Regions from separate parts of the Homo sapiens genome. Here region 1 is linked to region 2. Evidence: chromatin loops called from intact Hi-C (ENCODE). Cell type or tissue: A673. All regions are shown on one strand. Links, peaks and the distances in the headings refer to the core of each region. The heading gives the core; the rest is flanking DNA.

Region 1 (5,392 bases), core at 173-5,172, 270 kb before region 2:
ATGGGGGCATGGTGGGGGCTGGGGTAGAGAAAGAGCAGGTTATCAAAATTCTTAATGAAAATAAAACCTGAAAAAGGGAGAGAGAAAGAAAAACACCCACTGAATGCTACCTCCCTTCTAATGGTGGGTGACTTTCAGGCCAAGAAGGAATTTATTATGAAACTCAACTGGTTTTCTCCTTGAGCCTGCTCTTTAAAAAAAAAAAAAAAAAAAAAAAAAAACAGGAAAATATGCCTAATTATTTTAAAGTTCCTTTCCAATCGCAAGGCATAGCTAAGTCCTTTAATTATAATACAGTATGAATAGGGGGAGCATATGGAGGAGAATGTCAAGAAGAGGGTGCCAGGGGCAGATCCTCAGAAATCTGTATTCATTTCTGGCTCTTATTTGTTCAGTAATCTCTACCATCATAACTAAATCTTGAACCACTGATGTAGTTCGAGTTGTTGTTGACTTAACGTCAAAATTCAATCACTGGGGGTTTTGCATCAGCCGGGCTACTTATTTGTCTAATAAATCCGTCATTTTGTAAGAAAAATATTTGAGCAGCCGTACTTGACCTCTTGGTATCCACAAGTCACATTTATTTCTCCCAGTTTACAAATGCAAAATCGAGATGAACGTCTAATGCCTGGAGGAACTGTGTTGATTTCAGATTGGATTTTAGATGGAAATGTCTATTTTAAATACCTTGTGATTAAATTGTACATATAATAGGATCCATGCATTTTTAACTGGTTCCTGCTTGGAAACTTAACAACCTGGACTGCAAATCACACATACCAATGCCAAAAGGAAAACACACACACACACACACACACACACACACACACAACCGAACCCACCCACTTTTCTCAGACAAATACTAAAATTTAGCCTCAAATGCAAGACTTTATTAAAACAAGAGTTTTTTTTAAAAAAAATAATTCTTCTATTAATGGATTCTCCAACCTTGCCCCGAAAATATTCTAATTCCTGGAGGGTAAGGCTTCAGCCCAATCCCAGGAACAGCACACACAGAATTCATGCAGTCTTGAGTCTACAACCAAACTGTAACTCAAGTCTAATGAAATCCATATCACCATCTCTGAGTATTATTAGTTAAGGAAAAAAATGTGTTATATTTTATTGAATTAATTTTATTCTCCAGTCTAGAAGCCTGTTTGGATATTGCTTGAAAATATTCTATTGCTTCTCTCCTACTCCTTCTCCTTCAAGAATCTTTTTAGTGCAAAAATCTCTCCACAGCTCAAGAATCTTTCTCAAATCTTTGGCGAAAGACAAAACAGTCTATTCGAGTCCATTGTAGAGTTGGGGAAAGTGAGACACTACCCATATATTATGGCAAAAGTACTTGGATAAAAAGAGACGTCTTCAGAAGGCAGACTAGAAAACTGCTTTTGCCAGTTGGCGATGGGACTGAAACAACTGGGGCCTCGGGAAGCTGGAACAACTGGAGGGAGGCTGCAGTATCTGCGAGGTGCGTCCTATGGACGCAGTCCCGCCCGCGTGGCTGGGGTGGTGGGGCGGGGATGTAGACTGGGCATACTTTGGCTGAGAGAGGAAAAGGGCCTGGCGACCTGCTCAAGTTTTGGATTCTTTTTTGCCTTCTTGCTCAGGGATGCGCGTTTGTGTGTGTGTGTGTGCGTGTGTGTGTGTGCTATTCAATAACTAGGGGATGCGTAGAGAAAGTGTTGCTGTAGCTTGTTTGTGTCTGAAACCTTCGCGATGGTCCGAACCCATATACAAGATATTTCATGCCAAAGGTGATCAATAAACAGGGAGGGTCTCTGACCCCCCGCTGCCTCCGCCCTAGCTCTGCGCTGGATTTTCTGCTCCTTGAAGTCCCGCGCAGGTTCCAGTTGAGTTTCGGTGTTCGCATGTTTTTCCTCAGACCTTTCTCTCCCATTCATTTCACGCTTGGGATCCCCGAGACCTCGAGTTTCTTTCTTTTCTTTCTTTCTTTCTTTCTTTCCTTCCTTCCTTCCTTCCTTCCTTCCTTCCTTCCTTCCTTCCTTCCTTCTTTCCTTTCTTTCTTTCTTTCTTTCTTTCTTTCTTTCTTTCTTTCTTTCTTTCTTTCTTTTTCTTTTCTTTCTTTCTTTTCTTTCTTTCTTTTTTTTTCCTGTCTTATGATTAGGGGAGTGCTCTCCCCGTGCATTTCTGAGCCTCCCCGTTTGGGCTACTCGGAGCTCGATCCCTGCGCCGCGCTCTGGCGACCCGTCTACACAGGGCAGGGCTGGCTGGTTGGCGGCGGGGAAGCTTTCGCACCCCGAGCTTGCGATGCTCCCTAATGGAGCAGTCAGCCTGATGGGCTTCTCGTCCCGGCAATGGTCCCGAGTACTCTTCTGCATGAGCTCTCTTCTCTCTAAGACCTAGAGGGGTCGCTAGTGAGCAGCACACTTGGCACTGCAGTGGCTGTCTGGGGCTTTTCGCAGACTTCCTGCCTCTACTTGCTTAGAGCGTGCACGCCCATAGTGTTAGTGACCAGTCCTTACAGGGAGGATGCTGGGTTCCGGGAAACTATACCTTATAATAACCATTCCTGTACCTTTCTCATAAACATGTCACTTCCATTTCCAAGCCTGCCCTCCTAAATTTAATTACTTCAAATTTTCATTTTCCCTTCGTAGGACCTTAAGGCATTTAACACATTCAGAGAAAGGCACCGTGGCCGGGCGGGAAGAATCCTCAATTCTAGGCTCAGCCGCCTGAGAGCAACAATCCACATAACCCTAACCCCAGTTCCAAGGCTTGTGGAGAGTGGAAGGACCAGGTTATGTTTCTGTGGGTCATGCCACAAATCTGACTGGATGTATAGTTCAGGTATGAGAAGGTGAAGGAATAATTCTTTAGTATGTGAAAAAAACCGGTCAGAGTGAATTGACACATTTGTCTAATATTTGTTTCTGTCGCAAAAACAGTGATGGGGCTTTCAGAGTCAATCCATCCTGCTCCCTTTCTCACACCCCTCCTTTCTTCCACCTCTCCTTTAGTTCTAGAGAGAAACAAGAGAAAGGAAATGTTCTTGGATTGTGTGGATTATCCACTCGTTGATTGTCCACTTTGCCTTCTGATGTAGAGATTTCTGAAGGAATTTTATTTCTCGAATGTGATTGGGTGAGAAGAGAAGGGAAGTATGTGGACAAGTCCAACTCCCCAGGCTTTCTTGCCAGGACAACGTTCGCTTGGGCTTCCCCTTGGCTTCCAGATTCTTCTGCAACCATCAGTTGCAGGAAAGGACTTTTGCATTTACATTGGTTTCCTTTGGTTTTCCCGAGTCAGTCACTCAATCAGAACACGTATTGAGAAACTAGTACTATGTGCATGGACAATACTAGCAAGCTGTGAAGGCAGGTATGGCAAACAGAGTGGTTAGCAGATGGAGCAGGTCAAAGTGTTTCTGAGATAGATGTATTTTTAAATTCAGATGATCCTAAATGTACAAATGTATACGACATCATTTCTTGGAGAAAACTTCTATAAATACTCAACATTGCCTTTACAGTTTTGAAGTTAGCCCTTACCCACATAAAGTAGGTATAAATTTGTGAACTTTTTAATTGAGAATGAAATTGGAAAAGAAGGAAATGCTTTGGCAGTTTGAAAATATTGTTAGCTTGTGGAAATAGATATACTGTACTGTAATTAACAACTTATAAAATCTTAAATCAATATAAATTAATTTAATTATGATTTGTAATTGCATTATGCATGATCAATTTGAAACACTATGTTAAAGATAATTAGAGCTGGGCACCGTCACTCATCACTCCTCCAATAGCTTAATGAAAAGGAATGTCATGTACCACCTTTGGGTTAAACCTGTAAATTAGGATAAATGTTATTTTCCAATAAAAATGTGGTAAAATAATTGTACATTTAATAGACATTTTTATGACTCAATTGTAAATGTGTAATGGATTTTTTTGGAAACTGTATTATTATTATTTTTCATGGACCTAGTTAAGTATTTATTAGGGTTGATTGAGCTGTCAGTGTTTTTTCAGGATCAGGCCTCGAGGATTTGAATGAAGACTAACTTTTATGTAAAAATATCATGCTGTCCTCGAAGCGGGTGCCAAGAGGTCACTGCAGATGGAGGTCCTAACTTAGCATAATGGGTTTAACATTTCCATGACATCATCAGGGAATCTGAAAGGAGTCTAAGGATAATCAGAGTGGTCATTCAGAAGAACAGTAAATATTTTATGAGGATATATAGAAGCAGAAAAGATGGTCAGAAAGGTGATTCTAAGCTCCTTAGAGTTCTGTGAAGGAGGCTTCTCAGTTACTCTCAGAGTTAAAAGAGCCAATGCATGTTCTTATATTAGCAAGACACATTTGAGAGGCTCAGAATAGGACCCAGGTTAGACATTAGTTTGTATAAGATCATTTCTGTTTCCTGAACTCTTCATATTTTGTCAAGGTGTCTGTATTTATCCTTTATATGCTTGCAAACAGGAATATACATTCACTATTCCTAAGACTATTTTAGTTTGTTGATTTCCCAATATTATCTGGTACTGCAAGGTGGGTTCTTTTAAGATGATAATTGAAATTACCATAAGCATATTAGAAGTGTGTATGAATTAGATGAATTCAGTAAGCTCTATTAATTTATATTTTTTATTTTCTACTTTCAACAAATAATATTTGAATTCCTGTATTACTACGGGTCTTTTGATGGGATTCACCTTTACCACCAAACTTCTACTTCTAACCCAAGGCAGATATTGAAGAAAGAATTATATGTATATATATGGAGAAAGAGAGAGAGAGGGAGGGAGGGAGAGAGAAACAATACAAGCTCCACAAAACTTCATGCTTCAGAGTTTTAAACATTTTCTCTAAATTATGATCATTTTTGTTTCCAGCCAGATATACGTAAATAGAAATAAACTTGTTCTGTTATTTGAAAAGGAGACATATCTTTTTTTAGAATATGATTAAGTACACTTGCTCAGGGATTATATGGATTTGATGTTTGGCGTTAACCATTAAAATGGGTATTTTAGACTTTCAAAAATGCCAACTGGAATGAGTACTGAGTCTTCTCGAATTTATTTGTTTATTTTAATAAAAAATTATCTTGACACTTCTGAAAACAAAAGAAATTTTATCATTCGCTGCAGAAGATACAAATGCATAAGTGTTGGGAAAGGTAAATAAAATATTTTAAACTGTAAAATGTAATCTTCTCTCCCCAGTCTTGAGCTTTGAACATAATACCCATTCCTTGAATCTCATATGTCATCATGCCAGGAAACCTTCCATGGTGTTCTGGCTCAGAAGAATCTACTTGTAAACTCTTAGATAAAAACTTAGGATTTTTTAAGACAAAAATCCTCTTTGGTCACTTATCTCACATTTCCTCTTATTGTAATGACATGTG
Region 2 (5,392 bases), core at 262-5,261:
AGTACAGACTCTGAATTCCGGTTTGGAGCCAAACACATTTCTCTCATGTGGAATGGGTGTATTCTTAAAAGAATGTTGGAGGTGAGGCAATTGCCATGTTCCCTTTGGGGAACTAGACATTTTATTTGTGCTGGTTTTGATGTAGGGAAGCTTATAAAGGGGTGAAAGTACTTTCGTTCTTGTTGTGTCTTACTGCTTAAGGAAGGATGGGTTGTTGACTGAAGTGAAGGAAATGCCTTAATAGCATAAAACAGCGAGCTGGCTCCAGAATCAATAGGGCACTGAAGCAATGCAAACAGACATAATACTTGAAACATACAAGGAAGGGTGCGGGAAAGAAACTTCAAACTTCATGTGAATGATTTGTATTTACTATAAAGAGCAAGAAGTTTAGGGAAAATTTTGAAGAAAATGAGAGAAGTCAGATGAGGAGATTGGAAAACTCATTGGTCAGCAGTATTTAGAATATATTAGAAGAGGTAAAGCTTGAAGTTGAAGGGCCAGAAGGGTCAGAAATATAGACATTTTTGTAAATTTATGTGTTGTATTTCCACAATTATTAAACTGTGTTAGTAGTCTCTGAATGCTGGGCTAGCGCAAAACCCAGATTAAAAATTAAGTTGCAGAATTTGATGAAAGATAGACATTGATAATACTCTCAAAATGTAATAAGTCATATGGTGAAAGGATTGGAGATCACTGAATATGCTTCCAGGGGAAAATGTTACATGTAATTAAGCTCAGGGTGGAGTAGTAGTATCTCTGGGGTGATAAACTAATGGACTTAAACTATTTTCTCACTTTTAGATTTTTCTGTCTCTCCTGATCAAAGTTGTAACTTATAATGGGTAAAAGACTTCTGAGAGCTTAGATAAGTATTTAAAAAAGTTCTTTGCATATTTTAAGTAGCCTTCACATCCTTTTGCAATCTTTGTTGATCAATACCTTCCACCTCCTAATCTACCCCTGTCCTTACCCATGCAAATCAAATTAACCACTGTTTTAGCCTATCCTAAATAGCAGAGAGTGAGGCAAGACTACATTGCCAATCCTTTATAGGGAAATGACATTTCTAGGCAAAGGTGAGGGAAAAGGAAATGAATCAGAGAGGGATGGAAGCAAATGCAAGGTGATGTGTTATGGTGCTGGCCAGACAATGCTTCAGGAGGTTTCCAGACAGGATGCGTGGAAAAGCCACCACTCAGAACAGTCCTCTACAAGGAATTTATCTAGTGTATTATTCTAGGCCTGTCTCCCATTGGTCTGTTTGCCTCATGAGCTGTCTACTTCCCTGAGTTTTATTGTTGTATCACTTGGCCCCCTTTGGAAGTGGTGTGGGGCTTTGTCTAGTCCAAAATTGTTTGGAAGAGCCAAAGCCTGTGGACCAGGCTTGCAGTAAACTATCTGTCACCAGGATCTATAAACCCACAGATAGTCTGTGACCTTGATGTCAGCTATGTTGGGCAACTGTCCAAGGTCTAGGAGATAAATGAGGTTGAGAGAATCTGAGGAAGCATTTACGCTATGTTGGAGGCAACCACACACTCATATCCCCACCGTCCTACTGTAGATTCTGCAACAGTACCTATAGCGTTTTCTTATGTATTTGTTTCTTCTTGCAGATCTATAAGCTTATGAGAGCACTTAAGTTGAGTTTTTGTGCTTGTAGGCCTTAGCACAACATTTGTACATAAAAATAGTTAATGAATATTTATAGAATAAAGGAATGAAGTTATATATCATCCTTCTCAAAAATCAAAATTCCAGTCTTCCAAATAAGGTATCTAAATTCTTATGACATTCTATTTACCATATACCCAGACATCAGAAATTCACACCTAAAACAGTAGCCACTGAGTTTCTATAAATCCTCTGAAAATTTAAGTACATTCTAAAAAAATCACACATGGTTCCTGAAAAGTCAAACTAAGCTCCAGGTATATATTTTAAACTATTCATAGGAAAGAAAAAGAGCTTCTCTGACATGCTATGCTGAAAATTACCTGCTTATTTCATTACAAATGATATTTTAGCATTTAACATTTGGTGGTAATAACTGTTACTTTTTAAAACAGGTTTATTGTTGTCACTAATTTTTACACTGTTCCTTGCAGATGAACATTTTTTCAAAAAATAAATAAGTCAAGGTTAAATAGTTTACCCACAGGTACAAAGGTAGAGATGGGGGAGGTCTCATCAGATGTTTATTAATTAGTATCTTTTCTACAAAATCACATGCTGACTAGCAGATGAAGATGAATTAAACACATGATCATATCTTCTGTTACCTAATACCTCAATAGGAATCCATAAAACACTGTATTAAAACAATCATAGGAAATAATAAATTTAGAAAATGATAGTGATAGGCTGGAGAAAACTGTCTAAAGGGATTGGTATAAAGAAAACTGTCACAGATAAATAAATGAAGAAATAAGGCAAGAACAGGTTTAAATATTGCTTCAAGCATGGCTTGTGTTACAGCACATAAAGTAGCTTAAAATATAAGCCCCAGTGTTTTCTTTGTAGTTTTTCTACATAAATACAGATATTATAATTAGCCTTTATGTTTTTCAGAAAACACTAATCCATGGTCAAAATAATTGGTTCAATGAGCTGGACACCTGTAGTAAGTTTCGGAAGAGAATACTTGCTTGTGGGTCTGAAATGATACCAACTATTTGGAGATAATTTACTTTAGAAATTTACATATCCAAATCATGGAGAAAATTAATATTAAAATAGAGAAAAAATAAAGCAAAAACAAATGTTTTAAACACTACTGGAAAATACATTCAGAAGCAGATGCTGCTTGCAAGCAGATATTTTATATAGAACAGTGTTTTAAGGACAGAGAAAGATGATAGGTTTTCAAGGATTCCGTTGTCACTGGATATAGGCATTTGCCTTTTGTATGTATTTAAGAATTTGCATTCTTATTCTGTTCTGAGCAGAAGATCTTTTTCTAGCGCAATGATAGCATGTGGTGTGTTGTGGTCCCGAAATGTGTGCAGTGAGGTCATTATCAACCCCAGACTAGTTTCTGTCTTTAATGCACATTAATTCACATGTCATCAGACATGAAAACTAAAGTGTTTAGAACCTATGTTCTTTTGCTTTTTGTCTTTCTGGTGTCATCAAAAGTAAAAAAAAAAAAAAAATAAATAAGCACCACCTTAGAGTATATGAATGACCAGGAAATAAACATAAGAATAATAAAAAGTCAAATCATGTCCAAATTAAATTAAAGAAAATGAATCACAGAAGTTTCAAATAGAACACCCATTTGCAAGTAAATGAATTCCAAATTTGGGCAAAGTTTTTTGGAGTTTTAGACTATTAGCATGTAGTCACAGTGACACTTTGTGTTCATTGTTAGGGAATGCACTCTAGGAAAGTGCTAGATGAATGGATACCATGATGCATTGTGCTGGGAGCATTGCTACAGAATTCATCCTTGGGAGATCCAAGAAAGAAAATGAGAAACAGAGTGAATCAAACTGAAACATGTAAACCCAGAGGAGTGGACATATAAATATAGAGTGTTATTAACACATAGATAATGTCCTTCTGAATTCACTAATATTCTTTGTATTGCACTGTTCAACATAGCATACGCTCTCTGCTTTTTAAGTAACTGACCTAACCTCTAGATCTAAAATATTTGTTCTACATCATTTATTTAGAGATGTTATTTTAATTGTTACTTAACATCTCAGTGGATAATTCGGCTTATAATTCTCTGAAATAAAATCAGACAGAAACTTATTTAGATTTAAAAGTTGAATTTTTTCTGCTTTTATCTGATGAAATAAATGGCAATACATTTCAATGACTACTAGAGAAAGAGAGAACAGCGTGAATCCAAGTATCCAAATATATAATTTTACATCATCATGTTAAAGAAGGATATTTATATTCTTTTATGTAAAAAGTATATTTTATTCTAATACTGCAGCTGTCTTTGTAAGGGTTGTATAATACAGATTTAGAGAAAAAAATTTAAATAAAAACATAATAGTTGGATTTATTAGAATATTTATATTCTAATAAAGTAGCTTAAAAATAAATTTTAAAATATCCTGACAATTAAATTATGGAATTGGATTGTAATGCAAAACATTAATTAGTATATTAAACATTAAACATTAAATCCTTAACTAGTCTGTTGAGAAAGGAACACATAAGTGTCCTAAGTTGGAAGGCCAAAGGCCAAAGGACAACTGGGGTATCAGAAGCATCACCCACAGATGGTGCCTGATCCATCTTGTTCCAACCTTATTTCTATATATAATTCCTCATATATATACATATATATGAGGAATATAAATAAATATATTTATTTATATTATAGATATGGTATTATCAGTTGTCTAAATACAATTTAGGAATACTTGAAACATAACAGCTATCTAGATAGCTAAGTAGGGATATTTGAGAACTCTTGATAGAAACTTTGAATATGTCTGATGATATATGTCTATACACTTATACATACAAATATGTGTAGACACATACACACAAACACACATATATGTTTAAATACAATTTATGTATATGAAATTTTAGATTAATTTGTATCTACATAGATTAAGTCAGTTGCAGACCTAAGCAGGAATGGCATATTAAAAGTAAAAGAACAGAACTTTGGAAAGTTGAAAATACGTAAATCAGCAATTTTGTATTCATTCAGATGATTTATTGCCTACTTTCTCCTTTTGTTTACATTCGTAGATAAACTTTTTAAAAAAATACTAGCCGGGCATAGTGGCTGTAATCCCACACCTGTAATCCCAGCACTTTGGGAGGCTAAGGCCTTCGAGACCAGCCTCGCCAACATGGTGAAACCCCATCTCTACTGAAAATACAAAAATTAGCTAGGCGTAGTGGTGCACGCCTGTAATCCCAGCTACTAGGGAGGCTGAGGAAACGGAATCGCTTGAATCTGGAAGGCGGAGGTTGCAGTGAGCTGAGATCGCGACACAGCACTCCAGCCTGGGTGACAGAGTGAGACTTCATCTCAAACAAAAAAAAAAAAAAAAAAGAAAAAGAAAAAAAAAAGTAAGTAAAGCCCAACTTGCCCCAAACACAGTAACTAATAAGGGGCAGAGCAAACATTCACACCCAAAGCCAGGGAGCTGAATGTTCCAGAACCCTACTGAAGTGCATCTTAATTTACTTAATAGGTTTGAATCTAAGAAGCTGTGTACAATTCATGTTTTATAAACTCTGTCCTTGCCAGTGAATTCCCTTGAATTTGGAAGAATCCTTGTGTAGTCCCTTAATTTACATGGTTTCTAACTTTAAATATTCATGGATTCACTGTGATTTGCTAGGAAAGGGATGTTTGTTATTATTCGAATGCTTTCCTTCATATCAAGTAATCAATAAA

The links. Hi-C counts contacts between places; a loop is a spot of excess contacts. Peaks named below come from ENCODE experiments on the same cell type or tissue, not always from the same donor. Only the 100,000 strongest peaks of a DNase experiment are listed, where the experiment ranks them.
Region 1: it touches region 2 in a loop (2.1-fold over the local background); 2 of 110 quality-filtered maps call a loop at or near these places.

Annotation. Positions count from the first base shown.
Region 1 is chr13:78,583,820-78,589,211 of GRCh38, reverse strand. All of the region lies in intron 3 of OBI1-AS1 (OBI1 antisense RNA 1), which reads right to left. Among named protein-coding and RNA genes, the nearest start is that of POU4F1, 17 kb to the left of the region's middle. In A673, for the core only: a CTCF peak has its summit at 2,372; a DNase peak (open chromatin) is centred at 2,381; H3K27me3 peaks cover 3,663 bases.
Region 2 is chr13:78,315,195-78,320,586 of GRCh38, reverse strand. The region is part of intron 3 of OBI1-AS1 (OBI1 antisense RNA 1); the gene reads right to left. Among named protein-coding and RNA genes, the nearest start is that of OBI1-AS1, 260 kb to the right of the region's middle. In A673, for the core only: a CTCF peak has its summit at 3,361; a DNase peak (open chromatin) is centred at 3,356.